3 separate regions of the Homo sapiens genome follow, and all the other regions are linked to region 1. Evidence: chromatin contacts called from ENCODE Hi-C or POLR2A ChIA-PET data. All regions are on one chromosome and are shown on one strand. Each heading gives the region's core, a stretch centred on a gene start or an enhancer-like site at or near the end of the contact. The rest is flanking DNA. Distances are from core to core; before and after follow the strand shown. Region 1 holds the start of USP43 (ubiquitin specific peptidase 43). Region 2 overlaps GLP2R (glucagon like peptide 2 receptor). Region 3 overlaps GSG1L2 (GSG1 like 2).

What was found. Hi-C counts contacts between places; a loop is a spot of excess contacts on that map. ChIA-PET counts read pairs that join two places held with the same protein, here RNA polymerase II (POLR2A). Pooled maps may share reads with other maps.
Region 2: a loop to region 1 is called in a map of PC-9, with 12 times the contacts of the local background. The contact joins the enhancer-like site here to the promoter of USP43 in region 1. A Hi-C loop is called at or near these places in 1 of 168 maps with a recorded cell type or tissue (PC-9) and 1 of 50 pooled maps. POLR2A ChIA-PET finds 5 or more read pairs at or near these places in 2 of 52 experiments (A549 and HEK293).
Region 3: a loop to region 1 is called in a map of PC-9, with 6 times the contacts of the local background. The contact joins the enhancer-like site here to the promoter of USP43 in region 1. A Hi-C loop is called at or near these places in 1 of 168 maps with a recorded cell type or tissue (PC-9). POLR2A ChIA-PET finds 5 or more read pairs at or near these places in 3 of 52 experiments (BJ, H1 and WTC11).

Annotation. Positions count from the first base shown.
Region 1 is chr17:9,643,129-9,647,338 of GRCh38, reverse strand. It overlaps USP43 (ubiquitin specific peptidase 43), which reads right to left and starts at 1,822. Exons shown (of 15, transcript NM_153210.5): 1 at 1,203-1,822. The coding sequence starts at 1,706. It overlaps LOC124903924 (a long non-coding RNA gene), which reads left to right and starts at 1,912. Exons shown (of 2, transcript XR_007065615.1): 1 at 1,912-2,103; 2 at 2,832-3,509. LOC107985011 (a long non-coding RNA gene) reads left to right here. Exons shown (of 3, transcript XR_001752790.2): 2 at 282-412; 3 at 622-1,234. It overlaps CFAP52 (cilia and flagella associated protein 52), which reads right to left. Exons shown (of 14, transcript NM_145054.5): 14 at 3,892-4,210. The coding sequence ends at 4,141. RefSeq lists enhancers at 1-244, 934-1,581 and a silencer at 1,890-1,949.
Region 2 is chr17:9,836,491-9,840,700 of GRCh38, reverse strand. All of the region lies in intron 3 of GLP2R (glucagon like peptide 2 receptor), which reads right to left. Among named protein-coding and RNA genes, the nearest start is that of GLP2R, 13 kb to the right of the region's middle. Within about 2 kb of position 2,479, at least 8 of the 41 ENCODE cell types and tissues checked have a DNase peak (open chromatin) inside an H3K27ac peak, as active enhancers do; they include PC-9, where a contact is called at or near this core.
Region 3 is chr17:9,800,588-9,804,797 of GRCh38, reverse strand. GSG1L2 (GSG1 like 2) reads left to right here. Exons shown (of 5, transcript NM_001310219.2): 5 at 2,154-4,190. The coding sequence ends at 2,412. Among named protein-coding and RNA genes, the nearest start is that of DHRS7C, 11 kb to the right of the region's middle. Within about 2 kb of position 2,362, at least 4 of the 41 ENCODE cell types and tissues checked have a DNase peak (open chromatin) inside an H3K27ac peak, as active enhancers do; they include PC-9, where a contact is called at or near this core.

The sequences.
Region 1 (4,210 bases), core at 573-3,072:
CAACCATTTGACCCACTGGCTGCTGCAGAACAGTGCTTCACTAATGGAGGCAGGAGGGAGGAAGGTGGGGGTTGGCATCTCATGGGTCACATGGCAAACACTGCTTTCTCGGGCTGAAACTCAAGAGCGGTGATGCTTGTGGAATGAACACTGACAGGTTTCCCCCTCCCCCAAGAACAACAATCACTAGTCTGTAGGGAGCTTCAGTTCTCTGCCCAGAGCTGCGGGTTTCTTCTTCTTTTTTTTTCTTTTTTTTCTTTTTTTTTTTTTTTTTTTTGCAGGAAGCAAGCCATGTGCATCAATTATCAGGAACGCTTTAATCCAACTGGGACCCCAAACAAACACCCCGTTTTAATCCCGGGTGAAGTGATACAAACAATTTACAAAGCCTCACGACCCGGCAGCAACCCGAGTAAGTAGACCGTGATCTTGCAGACAATAAAATGCAAGCCCGTGCTCATACATTGTAGGGGATTGAATGCGCCTTAAACAAAAGGATGCTATCTCCAAAATAGCACGCTCACTGCCTTTGCTGGGCACTCAGCACGGTACCTGGCCTGTAGGTTGTCAGATTCCACTGGGCTTAGAATAAAATCCAAACTCTTTACCGTTGCCTCCTAGGTCTTACGTGATCTGGCGAAACTCATCTGCCTCCTAAGCTCCAACGCCACTGCTTTTCTTTCCCTGTCTCCAGCACTCAGCTCCTTCGGGTCTATGGCAATTGTACTTGCTGTTCCTCCTGCCTGGATTAGTCCTACAGCTTGCCCTGACTGCATCCTTCTCATCATTCAGATCTCAACGCAAGCATCACCTCCTTCCTCTGAGGCCTTGGCCTTCAACATCCCATTCCCTACCCCACATCATTCCAGACTGGAAGCTCTAGAGCTGGCATTAGAACACTGTCTGGCCCACAAGCCTTCAATACTTCAACAAATGCTTGTTGAATCCAAAAACGCTGATTACCCTTCAATCTGCCAGCTCACCCCACTCCCTCTCAAAATACCTAGGAGAATTAATTTACAAAGAAAACATAAGCAAGCGACAGCGTAACACATCGACTCAAAACAAAGCCGGTAATCCGGGGCTGAACTGGTCAACGGCATTTAAAGAAGGCCCCAAGAAAACCCTTTCCTGATCGTGCACACACTTTTCAAGAGGCGAAACCAGGGGGACAGGGCGGTCGGCGGCGCAGCGCTGCCTACCTTGAACTCCGCGGAAAGTTGGGGCGTGTATTCGCGAGTCCAGAGCGCGCGCACCAGCGCCGCCAGCTGCTCGGTGACCTCGGCGCGGCCCGGAGCCGCCCGGTAGCGCCCCAGCGCCAGGAACTCGGCCAGCAGGTCGGTGTTGCTGAGACACTGCACCACCGCGTTCATGAAACAGGTGTTGCCGTGGTTCTTCAAGCCCTGAGCGCCCGGCGGCCGCGCCCCATCGCCGGCGGGGAGCTGGAGCTGGGGCTGGGGTCCGGGCGGGCGTTCCTCCCCGGGGCTCCCGGGGGCCGCTGGAACTGGGCCCGGGGCGCAGGCGAAGCCCCCCTCACCGTCGCCATCACAGTGTCCCGGCTGGGGCCGGGGCGGTGAGTCCCCGGGGCGTGAGCGGCTGCCCAGCGCCAGCAGGAAGCGGCTGAACAGGCGGCGCAGGGAGCGGCGGCGGCGGGGCCGGGGCGCGAGCGGTCCCCCTCCTGCCGCGTCCCCGGGGCCCAGGTCCATGGCTGCCGCCGGCGCAGCTCCAGGCGCGGAGCCCCCGGGCGCGAGGCGGACGAGCGGCCAGCAGGCCCTACAGCTTCTCTAAGGCTCCTGGTGCCGGCTACCTGCGGGCCAGGTGTGCGGGGACGGGGCGGAGGCGGAGCCAAGGGCGGGGCAGCCCCGCCCCGCGCGGGAATCCGGCGGCACGACCAGCCCCCTCCAGGGCAGCGCCGGGCCACCCCTACCCCTGCCTGGTGCCGCCCCCGCTGCGCTGACTGGGAGTCTTCGTGGTCGGATTCCCCACCCTTCCTTACCTCGTAAACCGACAGACCTGGGTTTCGCCGCTGCTCCTGTTCCTCGAGCAGCCTTCAAGCAGTGGAAATTACGGAGAAATGAACATTCTGAAAGCGCCTAGTAAATGGTAAAGGCCTGGCTACTGCAGGAAGAAAAGGGCAAGGCAGGCATCTCCAGAGCACAGCCTCGGGCGTGGTGAGAGGCGCGCGCTGGGCGCTGTGTGGGGGTGGGGAGCGCTTTTGTGCACCGCTGGTTCCTCCGCAGGCTCAGGTGTGTGCGGACAGGTGTCGCCACCTCCTTCCAGACCGTCTGCCCCTTGGGGGGAGGCAGAGTCTGTGCCTGCACCCGCCAACCCGGGACCTGAACTGGGAGCCACGTGTTGCCCTGTGAAAAAAGCCCCCGAGTGGTTGTGGTTTGCTTTTTTACACCACAGATTGGGTTAGAATCATTTTCCAAAAACTTGCAAGACTTGATCACCCTTGCTTTAATCGGCAAGGAAGGGGGCTCAGAGAGGTTATCGCAACGTAGGGAGGCCGCCCGATCCGTAAGCAGGGAAACCGGAACTCGACCTGGATCTATGGACTGCCAAGTTCAGGCCCTTTCCAGCCTCAGTATTTGCTAACCAGGAAGTTTTCAGGCTCTCAGGCGCGCCCCCTACGCGGTTTCTGGTTCACTCCTTAACGCACGATCCTTGTTGAATGATTGCCCAATCAGAATTAGTTTGGCCTTGCCCCGCCCTTGATTCCCTGGGTAACCCTGGGCCCCTCCCCCACCCCTCACTTTATCCCATGCAACTGTCAGGTTTATAATTAATCAGGCAAGGTCTTGCAAAATGACTTTCTCGTCAATTTCTAGCTCAGGAAGAGATCAGCACCATGTGAGATGCAGTATTCTAACGCTCTGAAATGTTACTTGTTGTTTAATAAGTGATCATCATTTATTAAATATTCTTGATCCTGGCCGGGCGCGGTGGCTCACGCCTGTAATCCCAGCACCTTGGGAGGCCGAGACGGGCGGATCACCTGAGGTCAGGAGTTCAAGACCAGCCTGGCCAACATGGTGAAACCCCGTCTCGACTAAAAATACAAAATTAGCCAGGCGTGGTGGCGCATGCCTGTAATCCTAGCTACTCAGGAGGCTGAGGCAGGAGAATCGCTTGATTCAGTGAGCCGAGATCGCGCCATTGCACTCCAGCCGGGCGACAAGAGCTAAATTGCGACAAGAGCTAAATTCCGTCTCAAAAAACAAACAAACAAACAAAAAACTTGATCTTTCAAACCGGGTTACAGCAGTTACCTCATGCAAAAAAGCAGCCTTACTTAAAGGATAAATAACATGCTTAAAACATCAGACGGTACTGTGAATCGGAGACTTGCGTTCTGGAAAATGCCATTATTTACCCCTCTCTGGAAAAAGATACCCGGCTGGGTGATTAATACACAAGGACACAAGGTCCATTTCATCACCCTTCTGGTGGAAAGCACAGAAGAAAGATGTAATGGCCAACTCCAATAAAGCATCTCTGTAATTTCATCTTTCTTTGGTAATTGTCCTGAGATCCCCAACACCACACATTTTCTTTGAGAAAGCATGCATATTTCTCTCTACCCTGTCAGGAATTCTGCCGATGCTTTAGTACATTAGTCACTTAATTCTCACAATAACCTTTTGAGCAGGAACTTACTCTTGCTTGACAAAAGAGAAAATTGTGGCTCAGAGAATTTTTAAGAAGCCTGCCCAAGATCTGGATTTAAATCTGAGTCTAGTCCCATATAGCTTGACCAATGAAATGGCAATTAAGAAGGAAATTCACCTCACCTTATTTTTAGAGGATAATAGCAATGCTGTCTGTGCACAGATCATGAGGAAGGTCTGTGGGTTTTGCAGAGTTGCAGAAAACAAATTATAACAGAAAACCAACAACTAAGAATTTATTCAAAATGTTAAAAGTTCTAATTAGAGTCTGCACAAATTATTCTTGAACATACTTCAATTTTAATATGCAATTTAAGAATATAAAATGCATTCTATAAAGAAAAAGAGAAAAATTGACTCAAGAACAAAAACAGAGCTGTGAGAAATGAAGACTAGTGTTGGAGTTATCTAAACTCAGTCTTCAACAGGACTGCGTGCAACGCCAAGGCTCAGAGACATCTCATCAGCTTCAGGAGGTATATGGGTACTTCCATCGCAAAATGGCTCCATCGGCACTTACACTAACAATATATTGATTT
Region 2 (4,210 bases), core at 1,230-3,729, 190 kb before region 1:
GGTGCAACACATCACCCCACTCCAACCATCCCATCCCTTCCCTTCCCCATCTTGTTTAACATAGATCACATTCAAACATAGTCTGCACTTATTTATGATGCTTATTGATAATTGTCTGTCTCTCCTGCAAGAATGTAAGCCCCACGAGGAGAGAGATCTTACTCGGTTTTTGTCACTAATATATCCCAAGCACTTAAAAATAATGCATGGCATACAACAGGTGCTTCATAAATATTAGTTGAATGAGTGAATGGTAAGAATGTCACTTGACACTTGCATTGTCTGTACTAGCCATAATGCTTTGTGCTGGGAATGCAAAGATACAAATAGGGCTCAGCTCTGGCTGGGGGAGTGCAAAGAAAAATCGCCGTAAACGATTATAAATGCTAAGACAGAAGACTGCACAGGTATAGAAGAGGCCTCAGAGGCCGGGTGCGGTGGCTCACGCCTGTAATCCCAGCATTTTGGGAGGCCAAGGCGGGAGGTTCACGAGGTCAGAAGTTCGAGACCAGCCTGGCCAACATAGTGAAACCCTGTCTCTATTAAAAATACACAAATTAGCTTGGTATGGTGATGTGTGCCTGTAATCCCAGCTACTTGGGAGGCTGAGGCAGGAGAATTGTTTGAGCCCAGGAGGCAGAGGTTGCAGTGAGCCAAGATCGGCACACTCCAGCCTGGGCAACAGAGCAAGACTCTGTCTCCAAAAAAAAAAAAAAAGAGGCTTCAGAAAGGCAGAGGGGAGAGGTCTGTAGTTGAGGGGAGAGGTCTGAGAAATCTTCTAGAAGGAGGAAAGGATTGAGCTGAGAATTACAAGGGGCTTTATAGGCAGAGGAGCATGGCCAGAGCCTGTGAGGAGGCCTCCTGGGCAGGTGTGCGAGCCAAGGTACTGAGTGGCAAGAGCTGGACCAGGTGCAGAGCCTGGGAGTTGCTCATTGGGCTGGAGTGCAGGGAACCCTGAACGTGGGGGAGAGTGCTAACGAGGTCAGCAGGGCCAGGCAGCAGGAGGTCTTGCATGCCATTTGTAGGAGTCGTGATGCTGGGGAGACAGAATGTGAATGATATTTTAGAAAGCTTTTCCAAAGGTGCCTGGAGGGGGCCAGATCTGAGGCAGGGACTGGAGAGGAGGCCATGGAGAAGCAGCAGAGGGTGCTGGTGAGCCCACAGCAGTGAGGGATGGAGGGGAGGAGGAGATGGAAGACCTGGCTACCCACTGGTTGAGATGTGGGCTTGGGTGGGGCCAGGTGGACCCTGAGACCATTCCTTAGATGGGGAAGAGAGGCGGAGAAGGAGGAGGAGGAGAAGGAAGAGGAGTTTGTTTTCCTCTCCTCCATTTTCTACTCCTCCCTGTCCCTCAGTTTCTACTCCAATTGATGACAAGTCTTGAGCATTCTGCCTCCAACACTTTAATCTTTCTCCTTCTCTCTGCCCTCTTGCCCTTGCCAGAATCCAGACCCTTAGCATGCTGTTTTCTGGGACACTGCAGTAGTTTCCCCACTCTCCTCCTTGGTTCCTCCATTCCTGTGTCCAATAGCTGCATGCTCTCAATGTCATTCTCCCAGACTACAACTTGTGCTCCATTTTTATGCCTTAACACCTTCTGGGACTCCACATAATCTTCCTCTACAGAAGAAAGCTTGAAACCCTAGTGACTAACACCCAGCTTCCTTCGTCATCAGCCCCCAGCCTCAGTCGTCAGTTACAGCTTCTGTTTGCCATCAGGCGCTCAGTGGTGCAATGTGGGCTCACTGCAGGCTCCGCCTCCCGGGTTCACGCCATTCTCCTGCCTCAGCCTCCGGAGTAGCTGGGACTACAGGCGCCAGGCGCTCCCTCTTCTGATATTACCAAGCTCCTTCCTCTCTCCCATCTCACAGGGACTCTCCTCCACTCTGTGCATTTGCACATGTTCTCCTCTGCGCCCTTCCACGGTCTCCACATTCTCTTCACTGCAGGGATCCATTTGGATTCTAAAGATTTAATGCACAGAATGGCGGGTGGAAGAGTAACTTCCCACCTCTTGCAAATCACACTCCCTTCACATTCCAGAAGCCCAAAACCTATTTTTTTTTTAAAGAGGCTTTAATTTAACTTCTTTGTAAATGTGGCTTTTTGAACACTTCATTTTCTCTTACAGTGGAATGGATCTGTGTTTTTAGCTCTTGGAAAGGGACAGGTAGACAGTGAGCAGAGAGGGACAGGTAGACAGTGAGCAGAGAAGTAGGGATCGGCTCCACATGCTACTGAGAAGTCCAGGTGTTTGGGGCCTCTAGACTTGAAGGAATCCAAGGGGCTCCTCCCTGGATTCAGCTTCAGCTCCCGCGGACCAAGCGGCAGCTGTGCGACGCACCCTGTGAGTGCCTTCTCATTGACTCCTCGGAGTGACCTTCAGAATTAGCAACTCTCCTTCCCTTCATAGATGAGGAAGTGGAAGCTCAGGGGGCTGTGGGAATTTGCCCAAAGTCTCCAAAGTGTAAAACAGAGGGACTGGGTCTGACCTCGGGGCTCCTGACTCCACACCCAGTGCTCTTTTCCCTCACTGAGCTGCTCCCAGGGGTACTGTGCCTGAGTCATTCAGAGTCCTCCGATCCAGCGAGTTATCTCTTCCACCCTCCCTAAAATCTCACATTCTCATGCTTCTTGGGATGATTCCAACTGGATTTCATCAGAGAACACTTCCATAAAATAGGTCACTAACTCTCCCACCCAGAAATGTATCTTCCTTCTAAACACTCTCTCTCTCTCTGCTCTAGAGGCGCAAAACATTGAAACTAAAGTTGCACAATGGGATGATTTATCGGGCTGAAATTAAATACAAAAGGCTATCATCTTACCCTCTCAGAAGCTGGTTCTCACCTTGTTTTGCCTGGAGCTTGTAACCACTTATCTTTCCTGAGAACAGTTTTAGTTGTCCTTGTATTTGCTGGTGGTCTGTGGTAAAAGGCAACAGGAATCTAACCAGTAATCACCTCTCTCCTCTTTCAGAATAAAATAACCAAGAGGTTGGGCTTCTGGGGCTGGTAGGGATGGGATATTATCCTGGGTATCTAAGTAATGTTTACTTCCTTGAAACAGCATCAGAGCAAGCTAAGTGGTTAAATTCTCCATCCAAGTCCCATGGGAGTTAAAAACACTAACCTATTGGCACCTCCTTTCAATGTGAATGCAAAGGGTTCTTTGAAAATCCTTCTTCCCCATCTAACAACCCAAAAATTGTGTGGAGGTTAGCATCCCAATCTTTCTCCCCCACCTGTTTCTCCTCTCCATGACAGTGGCCATTCTTACCCCCACTGCAGCCAAATTTAGTGGCTGCTGGATCTGTACTCTAGAAGCTTCAAAGTACGAGAGCTACTTATTTGTAAGATCTAAAAATCAAAACAATTGAACTCATGGACATAGAGAGTAGAAGGATGGTTGCCAGAGGCTGGGAAGGGTAGTGGGCGGCTGGGACAGTGGAGGTGGGGAGGGATGATGGGTACAAAAAATAGAAAGAATGAATAAGAGCTACTCTTTGATAGCACAACTGGTGATGATAGTCAATAATAACTTAATCGGCCAGGCGCAGTGCTCACGCCTGTAATCCCAGCACTTTGGGAGGCGGAGGCGGGTGGATCACCTGAGGTCAGGAGACTGAGACCATCCTGGCTAACACAGTGAAATCCCGTCTCTACTAAAAATACAAAAAAATTAGCCGAGTGTGGTGGGGGTGGGTGCCTGTAGTCACAGCTACTCGGGAGGCTGAGGCAGGAGAATCGCTTGAACCTGGGAGGCGGAGGTTGCAGTGAGCTGAGATCGCGCCACCACACTCCAGCCTGGGCGACAGAGCGAGATTCCATCTCAAAAAATAGATATATAATAGTAATAATAATAATAATAATAATAACTTGATCGTCCATTTTGAAATAACTAAGGAGTGTAATTGGATTGTTTGTAACTGAAAAGATAAATGCTTGAGGGGATGGATACCCCATTCTCCATGCTTATTCACATTGCATGCCTGTATCAAAACATCTCATGTACCCCACAAATATATACACCTACTATGTAACCACAAAGATAAATAAAAATAAATATATACATACATACATAAAAATAAATGGAACATCCAGGAATAGAAAAATTACAGAAGGAAGATGTATTACTGAGAGCTTAGACGGGGACTGTTTGTGGGGGAAGAGGACTTCAGAAAAGCACTTGGTTGGGGAAAATTGGTAAA
Region 3 (4,210 bases), core at 1,113-3,612, 160 kb before region 1:
TCCCCCAAACGTTGGCATCTTTGATTGTCAAGGATAATTGGAAGCTCTGGAGCAGGGTTGGTATTTATCTACTGGTAGGCTCTTTTGTTGTTGTTTTGGCATGTGATTGGGTATGGCACCATCTATTTTATCTTGGAATTCCACTCCACAAAAACACACACAAATATCGGTTTGTAGAGGTTCTTTCCACAACCTGTCAGTGTCTTCAGAAGGGAATCATCCAATATCCGCAGGAAGTGGAGTAAGCTCACATGCCTGGCTGATAATTTCTGAGGTTAGGCATAGGAAAGGGCTGGACAGCTTCCCACTCCTGTGCAGATTTCCATACAATCCCATTTTCAGACCAGCCCCCTTCCCTGCCTTCCAATGGGCCTGCTGTCTCTGAATCCGGAGCCTTTCCTTCCGTTCACCTTCTCCAGAGAATAAAACTTTGCTTTTCTGGGGGAAAGGGAGGTGGGATGGAGTGTTTGTGGTAAGGAGGAGACTGGGGAAAGGGCTGCATTTTTTGTGCCGTATTTGTGCCTCAAGGTTCTGCACCTCTCAAGGATTCAGCAGTGCTGATATAACAGGCATCCTTCTTGTCTTGTGGGTGGCCCTCATTGCAGACACTTTCTGTGTCGCATCCCTCACTCCATAAATTAGTCATCCCTCTCCCAGCCGTTTCCGTACTCTCATGTCTCCTCTCCAATTCTCCTTGTCCTTGTGTGTTCACACTAGTACACATCCCTTTACTCTCGTTTCAGTGGGGGTGTGGAGAGATGCAATGAGTTTCTGCCCTCATTTAAACCAAAATAATCACCTACTTAATGAAAACACGAAGCAAGACCAGGCCCAAACCAGAACCTTGACATGTGTCCTTGGTTAACCGAGTCCACAGCATCAGGAGGCAGCAAAGTCTCGCAAGTCAGCCAGCAGTATCTGGACTCACAGGGTTTGCAGCCGCATCCAGGATGTCCCACTTTCTAAATGGTAGTCGTGGACAAGTTGCTTAACTTCTGTGTCTCAGTTTCCTCATCTGTAAAATGGAGATAATTATAGTGCCTCCATCAGGGGGTCGCCGTGAGGTGTTCAGTTAGATAATCTGGTGCCCATCACAGCACCTGGCATACATACAAGACTGTTTATTATTGTTAATCTTATTATTATCCATTGGGAAGTGTCTCTGGTTAGCCCTACATTTTGCTTTTCTTCTCTAGGTTGTTCTTTGTCCACCACACAGCCCTTCTCTTTATCTCATAATAATGCAAACATTTGAACACCCTTTGGTATAAAGCAGATGCTAATTACCATGTTCCCAACACAGTGCTGGGTTCTTTGAAGGATGAAAAGTGTAGCCCATCATCTCAGTATGCAACAGGCTTACAGCCTGGATGGGGATATAAGAATAATGATGCTGGTCGGGCGCGGTGGCTCATGTCTGTGATCCCAGCACTGTGGGAGGCCAAGGCGGGCGGATCACCTGAGGTCGGGAGGTCAAGACCGGCCTGGCCAACATGGTGAAGCCCTGTCTCTACTAAAAATACAAAAATTAGCCGGGTGTGGTGGCGCATGCCTGTGGTCCCGGCTACTTGGGAGGCTGAGGCAGGGGAATTGCTTGAACCGGGAGGCAGAGGTTGCAGTGAGCCAAGATCATGCCATTGCACTCCAGCCTGGGCGACAGAGAGGGACTCTGTCTCAAAAAAAAAAAAAAAAAAAAAGTAATGACACCAATGCCACTGTCCTGGGTTACAGCCAACAACAGCAATAATCTGGAAACTTCTATGCAGCAGATGCTATACTAAGTATTAATACTTCCCACGCATTCACTCACTGAATTCCTCACAGCCACCCTGGTGGCAGCATTAATATTATTCCAGCTTTGCAGATGAGGGAACTGATTCAAAGAGGTAAAGCAACCAGCTCAAGGTCACATGGTTAATACAAGGTGGGGCCACGATGCAAAGCCAGCACAGTGACTCCAGAATCCATTCTCTTAACCCTTGGGCTAAACAGTACGTTGACTAGACTCTGGGATTTGTGATCCAAAATGCAGGTCCAAACTGAGTAGAACGAGGAGCTGTTGTTTTCTCCAGATTGACCCCCAGTCTGGAGAAAACAGGAAGTCCTGGAATCACAGCCCTCAGCCCTTTCCTAACGGTGCCTTCTGTTGACAGCCTTGCCTGGGGTTCTTTCGCCCTCTGCCTGGCTGTGTCGGTCTCGGCCATGAGCAGGTTCACGGCAGCCCGCCTGGAATTCACCGAGAAGCAGCAGGCACAGAACGGCAGTCGGCACTCTCAACACAGCTTCCTGGAACCCGAGGCTTCGGAGAGCATTTGGAAAACAGGAGCTGCTCCTTGCCCTGCTGAACAAGCCTTCAGGAATGTTTCTGGACACCTCCCACCAGGCGCCCCAGGCAAGGTGTCCATATGCTAGCCAGTGTCCATGGCTGCCACATCCGCACAGGCAAACAAGCCAGGCACTGACACTCACAATGTACACCCTGCCTCTGGGTTGGACTTCAGGAGATTGTTGTCCAGGGAAAGCTTCCATCCCCACCCCTCCACATCTCACCTTTTACTAAACACCTTTGGCTTTAGCCTTTGATTCCTGTTAAAATGCCAGTACCTTGAAGTGAGATAATGCTTACTGAAGATATCAACCATTGACACTCTAGTATAAAAGAGAGCTTCTTAATGACAGTGAATTTGATAAGGATACCAAAGAAACAGGGAGGATGCCAGTACTAAGGGAAGAGAAGTTGAAGAAAGAGGAAAGCAAGTCTTTTTAACTACAAGGGAGGCAAAATGTGTTGTCCGCATAGGTTTGTTGACAGAAAAATCCAGAAAATGTTTTCTCCTAATTGACACACACAATAAAGTATGTGTGGCTATGTCATACTTTCTTTTTCATTTGAATCAAGAAGACAGAAATTTCAAAATATGTTTCCTGTTATTTTTTAAAATATTTTTTCTTGGAAATTTTGTGTTTCTACTCATAGTAAAATCAGTTTGGAAGGACAGTCGAATGATAGAAATGAAAACACAGTCAAATGGAATGACATCTTATCTTAGTTTAAGTGGAACACATGTTTGAGTTGTTCTGCTTAAATTAAATCGCCAGCCACTTTTGCTTCTAAAAATAAACATTACCAAACATGCAGGTCTTGTTGGAGGCAGTGGTGGGCTGCAGGATTCCTAATACAGTCATCTGCAATATTGTATCAATTCATCCCATGTCCAGCTACCATGTTATTCAGGCCACAGGTTGTTCCACACATAATTTGATTTTTTGAAAAAAGAAAGGGGGTGGGTGTAGTGGCTCACGCCTGTAATCCCAGCACTTTGTGAGGCCGAGGTAGACAGATCACTTGAGGTCAGGAGTTCGAGACCAGCCTGGCCAACATGGTGAAACCCTGTCTCTACTAAAAAAAAAAAAACATCAAAAATAGCCAAGCATGGTGGCACATGTCTGTAATCCCAGCTACTCAGGAGGCTGAGGCAGGGAAATCGCTTGAACCTGGGAGGTGGAGGTTGCAGTGAGCAGAGATCGCGCCATTGCACTCCAGCCTGGGCAATAGAGTGAGACCCTGTCTCAAAAAAAAGAAAAAGAAAAAGAAAAGAAAGGGACTGCAAACTCTAACAACCTTCAATATGTCCTTGCTCAGATCCATTTTAAAAATTATATTCACGTGTTTTGTAAACATATCATTTCTGGGAAAAAAATCCAATAAAAATCTGTTTATGCTGAACTGTAACACTTATACTGTCATAAAAAAAATGAAAAAAAAAATCCAGCTACCTTCGTGTTTGTGGCTCAAGGTGAGCACCTGCCTGACAAATGCTGCTTCTGTGGAATTTTGTGTTTCATTGCGCTAAGCATATATGAGAGATAGACAATGGATTCTTGCTGGAATAAGCCCAACCCAGAGAATGTCTGCTGGGGTTCCCTGGGCCATGTGCTCACCTAGAGCAGGAGAGTTTGTACCCACAAGCCTCTGCCCTTTGCAGTGTGCAGGTTCTTTCATATGGTTTTTCATCCCTATGTATTCATGTAGGCAGGTCCTGTGTGACTGTCACGATATCAGGTCAAAGTCTCATCTTACAGGGAATGAAATACACTGGAGAGAGACTTCGCTGAATTCGCTGTTGTGAAAAACACCTGTGAACACTGTGGCTGAGGATGCCAAAGAAGAAATAAACTTTTAAAAACTATTTGGACAAGTTTTTATTTT